2 separate regions of the Homo sapiens genome follow, and region 1 is linked to region 2. A link is a loop called in an ENCODE intact Hi-C map of the cell type or tissue named here. Cell type or tissue: Caco-2. All regions are shown on one strand. Each heading gives the region's core, and the rest is flanking DNA. Links, peaks and the distances in the headings are about the cores only.

The links. A loop is a pair of places that touch in the nucleus more often than their neighbours do. Peaks named below come from ENCODE experiments on the same cell type or tissue, not always from the same donor. Only the 100,000 strongest peaks of a DNase experiment are listed, where the experiment ranks them.
Region 1: it touches region 2 in a loop (2.7-fold over the local background); 2 of 110 quality-filtered maps call a loop at or near these places.

What each region holds. Positions count from the first base shown.
Region 1 is chr1:8,559,852-8,562,769 of GRCh38, forward strand. All of the region lies in intron 4 of RERE (arginine-glutamic acid dipeptide repeats), which reads right to left. Among named protein-coding and RNA genes, the nearest start is that of SNORD128, 66 kb to the left of the region's middle. In Caco-2, for the core only: a CTCF peak has its summit at 1,374; no DNase peak of the experiment used is centred there.
Region 2 is chr1:8,625,146-8,628,063 of GRCh38, forward strand. All of the region lies in intron 2 of RERE (arginine-glutamic acid dipeptide repeats), which reads right to left. Among named protein-coding and RNA genes, the nearest start is that of SNORD128, 130 kb to the left of the region's middle. In Caco-2, for the core only: no CTCF peak of the experiment used is centred there; a DNase peak (open chromatin) is centred at 1,486.

The DNA.
Region 1 (2,918 bases), core at 95-2,594, 65 kb before region 2:
TTGCTGACCAAATACACAGGCAGCAAGGGACAAATCGCCAGGACATGGGAGAGCAGCTAGAAAGTGTAGGAGATCAGGATATACCACCTCAAAATATGCTCTCTGGCACAAGGATTATTTAGCCAAGAACTTAAGAGGGGTAGAGGAAAAATTATATTTTGTCTCCAAGAAAACTTAGTTTCTTCCCTCGGCAGGATAATAAAAAGCAGGACCAGGATAAGATTACTCATTATAGAAAAAATATATATAAACCAGGGGAAGAAGCAGCACCTGTTTGGCAGTGCTTGGGGATGCATTCAGTTAAAATACGCTGTCTATAATAAGGACTTGCTCAACCTCAGCACTACTGACATTTGGGCCAGAGGATTCTTTGTTGTGGGGATCTGCCTGTGCACTGTTAGATGCTTATGACATCCCCGGCTTCTAACCACTAATTGCCAGTAGCACCCATCGTCCAGTTCTGACAACCAAAACTGTCTCTAAACATTGCTAAATCTCCCCTGTGGGGACAAAATTGTCCCTAGTTGAGAAATCACTGGTCTAGTAATTCATTTTGTTTTGTTTTTTAAGGAAAACAAAATCAGAATGGCAAAAATAAAACCTGGTTCGAGCACTACAGGGTAGGGAAGATGGCCTACTGGAAAGAAGATGGGAAGGCCTGTGGCCCCCTCCAATCTCAATTCCATGACTTCCCATGTATGTGACTTGGGGCACATTACCGAGATTCTCCCAATCTCCCCTTTTCTGTAAAAAGGAGATACTGAAATCTACCTAAAATAATTACTGAAAGAATAGAAAAGACAGAAAGCATCTAGAACTGAGTAGGTGCTCAATGAATATTGTTTCCTCTATTGGTAGGTGATTGTAACCAATAGTTCACAGAAAAATCTGAAGAACTGTGCCGAGAAGTGTGGGAGTTACTTCTTCACCAGAACTTGGTTTCCTACAAGGGATGATAGTGATCTCTAGTCACTGAGCTACTAATACATGCTTCAGTGCTCACAGAAATGTATTACTTCACTGAGCATACAGGAGTCCAGATCTACTAGCACTCCTAACAACAATCTTTTAAAATCTACCATCTATGTATTTCTGCAACACATTTAAGACATCTGAAAACCTGAAGGGCAACAGAAATACCTTTTAGATACAGTAACTCAAATTTGTACAATGTCTATCTTTCAGAACCAAGCCAGGGATACTGGTGATCTTCTGAAGTACAATATCTATGTTATCTTATGGTGTAGGAATACCTACTGATTACACACACAAATAAATTAACTGCTTTGGTTTATTTGTACCTAGATGTATGACTCCTAATATTATACTTTACAATGGCAGTGAAGGAACTATTGGATTCCCCAATGCAGTACTATGCAATAACCAGGGAGTGGCAGCATTGTGCTGAAAAGACTTCACAATCAATTCCACAGATAAAACACACAAAGGTAGACTGGAAGTAAACAACAATTTGAAACAAATTTAAGTAGCTGTAATATCCACAATCTTTCTAAATAGGCCGGTAACTTAATTAAAAATGAAAAGTCCATAAAGGGAGGCAGTGTGTGGTTTCAGCAGTACTAGATTACAATTAGGTAATCTAGGATTACAGTTCAGTCTGCAACTGCTAGTTGCAACCTGAGTGGAGTCCCCCAACCCTATGAAAAGTGAAGGGGTGGAACAAAATTGTTTCTATGCTCTCTTTCCATTCTTACATGTTTATATCTAGATTTCCTCCTCAAACAAAACCAAGTAGATAAAATGATGCTGTGGGAGAATCTCTAATTTTTTCTCTGTATCTGTGCAATGGCACTGGCTAACGGTGCCATCCTAAAGGTTTACAAATTAAAATGTCACCTTCAGTGGAAGCTGGCCACTGCTATAATACTGAGGGAAGAAGAGAGCATCCCCTCCCTGAGTAAGTGTTCCCAGAGCTACCTCAGACACAAAAGTATTGCTAGAAAGTTAGACACAGGTAATTATGTAATTCCTACTACTCACTAGTTGAAGAATTTTGTTCAAAATCACAGAAAATTAAAGCCAGACGTGAATTTAGAGATCATGCGATTCAAGCAAAACTGTCTAAGTTTGAATCCTGGCTCTGCAACTTACTAAGCTATGTGACTTTGGGCAAGTAACTTCTCCAAGCCTCAATGCTCTCATATACAAAATGGGAGAAAACCAAGTTTCTACCTTATTTGGTTGTGAGGATTAAATAAATTAATATAAAGCAAGTGGATGAGCTCAAAAAATGTCAGATATTACTATCATTGTTTTACAGAAAAAGAGAGCAGCAAAGATAGAGAGAAAAGAGGTCCCTTAAAGTTTTTGCTTTTCTAAGATTCAAAATTATGTTAGTAATAGTGTCATACAGCAAATTAAGAGGAAAATGTCTTCATTTTTCCAACAATTCTAGAAGCTTGTCAAGAATTTCTCAACAAATAAGCCTCATTTTTTACTACCAATATAATTTAACAATGGCATAAATGTCAAAATGTTTATAAATAATATATTTCAAACAGAATGCAGAATAAAGAGGGAAGTGAAGCTTCCTGTGTGAAAGCACCCTAGGGTGTACTTCTGAATAGTAAGAGGAGACCACTGGGAAGTAAATAACTTCTCACCAGTTTGTTTGTTTGTTTGTTTGTTTGTTTAGAGACAAGGTCTCACTCTGTTACCCAGGCTGGAGTGCAATGGCACCATCATGGCTCACTGCAGCCTCGACCTCCCAGGCTCAAGTGATCCTCCCGCCTCAGCCTCCTGAGTAAGTAGGAACACAGGCACCCAGCTAATTTTTAAAATTTTTTTGTAGAGGTGGACATCTTGCTATGTTTTAAGCCACTAAACAGGAGCACATCCAATCTGCTTAACAATAAAGTTTCAGGACTCTGGGCAAAAAAAAGGGGAGGGGGAGTTGT
Region 2 (2,918 bases), core at 174-2,673:
TTTGTTTTGTTTTGTTTTGGCTGGTCTCCTCTCCAACTCCTGGGCTCAAGCAATCCTCCCACCTCAGCCACCCGAAGTGTCAGGATTACAGGCATGAGCCACCACGCTTGGCCAAGGTTGCTTTTTAAAATGCCATGTTAAGACACTTAAATAAAAAGCAATGATTTTAAGGAAAGCAGTGGCTATAGAGAGAGTTAACCTCCTCCTACCCCCATATCACAACCTAAGATCATCATAAAGCTTAGGTCAGGAAAGTCTACGTATTATTTACTGAAAAGTAAAGGCACAGTCAATGAAATCTAGGAATAGTGACCACAATGCCTCATTCATTCATTCATTTTGCATAGACAGGGCCTCACTATGTTGCCCAGGCTAGTCTCAAACTCTTGGGCTGAAGCTATCCCCCTGCCTCGGCCTCCCAAAGTGCTGTGATTACATGCATAAACCACCATGGCCAGCCCATAATGCCATTCATTTTATACTTCCTCTGGACCCTTCAGAATGAGTGTATCTTACAATAATTCAGATGCTTGACAACACTGGCAACTTCCTCTATTGTCTCATTTGTCTTATGTGTTGAGAGCGAAGAAAAAGCACAGAAGTAGCAATTGGGAGTCATCACAAACCCCAACAGACCAACTAAGATGATCAGGAAGAAAGTCCTCACAAATGAGTACATTCCAAGAAACTTTCTGCAGAACATCAGGATCTTTGTACCTACCCAAAAGGCACTCTAGAAAAAGAAGAAATCTCAATGCCAACTATTTAGGCATTCAGAATTCCCCAACTGATTTCTCTACTCAAAGATGGACTCAACAGAGATTTAATCCCTGAATCCACGTAAAACAGTAGCTCAGGAATGAACTGTTGACTAAGCTTTCCCTATCTTGTTCCAAGGTCCCAGATGCTAAATAACTGTGCTTCAGCATTCAGGCAACATCAACTTAACATGCTAATCATCTTAAGGGACAAGCAAGAGAATTCTTCCCACCACAGTAGATCATTCTTTCATACTCCTACCTTGGTATTCAAGTAAAAACAGAAGAAACTCAATTCCCTAGATAAAAACTGTAGCTCCAAATTACACAATTTTGGAACAACCCAAAGTTCTTAGTTTCCTGTGTTTCAGTCCCTGTTATACCCACTGCCAGCATTTCAGATCTCTAGTTATCAATTATTTACTCACCTTACTCAACTCAACATGCCCTCTCCTTTCTGTTGCTTCCTACATACCACATTTCATGACATTAACACCATCATAGCCTAGCTACTGACAGAGCAGGAGCATCACCATCTTGGACAAGCACCACCATTTTCAAGTTCCCCTTGATCAAAAACTGCCTAAATCCAACCCAAAGGGCATCAGCCTAATGGCTAATGACATCATGACCATAAACCACAAATGACATCTCCAACCACAAACATTCCAATCCTAAGATAAACCCCTCTCTGACCACAGACATGCCAGCCCAGAGATAACGTCCCCTCTGGCTGGAGAGATGTCAGCCCCAAAACATTCCAACCCCACAATAAACTTCTCCTCCACACAGAAACATTCCAAGCCTGTGATAAGCTCTCCTGCCCTAAATCCTTAAGTAATACTCTTGGTCTGTAATAGACAGTGCTCCTGACCAAAATCAGCCAGAAGCCCCTCTCCGGTTTATTCTCCAAAATGAGCCTGTCTTTGACTGTTAAGCCACTTTTCGCATTTCTTTCCTCATTCTTTAACTCTTACAGCTACTACTCACTGGCTTCAGAACTAATAGGTCCCTTTCTAATTAATTGCTTCTACCTTCTTAAGGCTCAAGTGACAAACTTACTGCATTCAATGGTCTGGTCTCACTCCACACCCCATCTTCCCCTAGGCTGCATTCACTACAAGAAACCCCAACTCTGCTCCCAGTCTGCAAAACTCTTCTTCTCTCCTTCTACTAGCCCCTGATCACACCAACCTTAGAATTAGTTATCAGTTCCATATGGAGTAACTCCTCATGGCTCCTCTGTAACTAAATGGCAACACCTCCCTTCTTTTACATAACATTAACAATTTACATTCCTTGTCAAGTTATTTGGCAGTAAGGTGGTCTGCACTGTCCACTAACAATTACTATCAATCTTGTAGGCTCAGAGAAATGTACTCAATTCTACCTTCCCCGTACTCACCAAGGACTAATGTCTGCCATTAGTGTGGGGGTTAAAAAAAATAAAAAATAAAAAATAAGGCCAAGTCAGGTGGATCACCTGAGGTCAGTTCAAGACCAGCCTGACCAACATGGTGAAACCCCAACTACACTAAAAATACAAAAATTAGCTGGGTGTGGTGGCACACACCTGTAATCCCAGCTACTCAGGACTTAGAGGCAGGAGGATTGCTTGAACCCAGGAGGCGGAGATAGCAGTGAGCCGAGATCACGCCACTGCACTCCAGCCTGGGTGACAGTGAAACTGTCTCAAAAAAAAAAAAAAACCTGAAATAAATGGGAGACACTTGGAAAGCAAAGACTACGCATGTTTTTCTTTTTACACAAAGAAAAGCTTTATTTATATATACTTTAAATAATCCATAGGATCATTACTACACACCATCTTACTGTGAGATATAAAGCTAACTTACATACAAAAAAGCTTTCCAGAAAAAGGAAAAAGAACCTATGTTCTTTCATTTCCCGCTGCAAAGTTACATTCAAGAAAAGTGCCTGTAAATACACTAGGATATAGCTCTGTTAGAGAAGGAAGGAAAGGAACATGCCGGTATGTCAAGAGCAGCCAAGCACATCTGTTTGCCTAAACACTTCTCAGCAGTTGTACTGGAGCTGCCTCACACACCTGGCCTGAGAAATGCTGCCATGAGGGATAAGCATGAGAGAGATCCTCAACCGGACATACGGAATGACCACTGTTACTTTTCCTTAGATTAA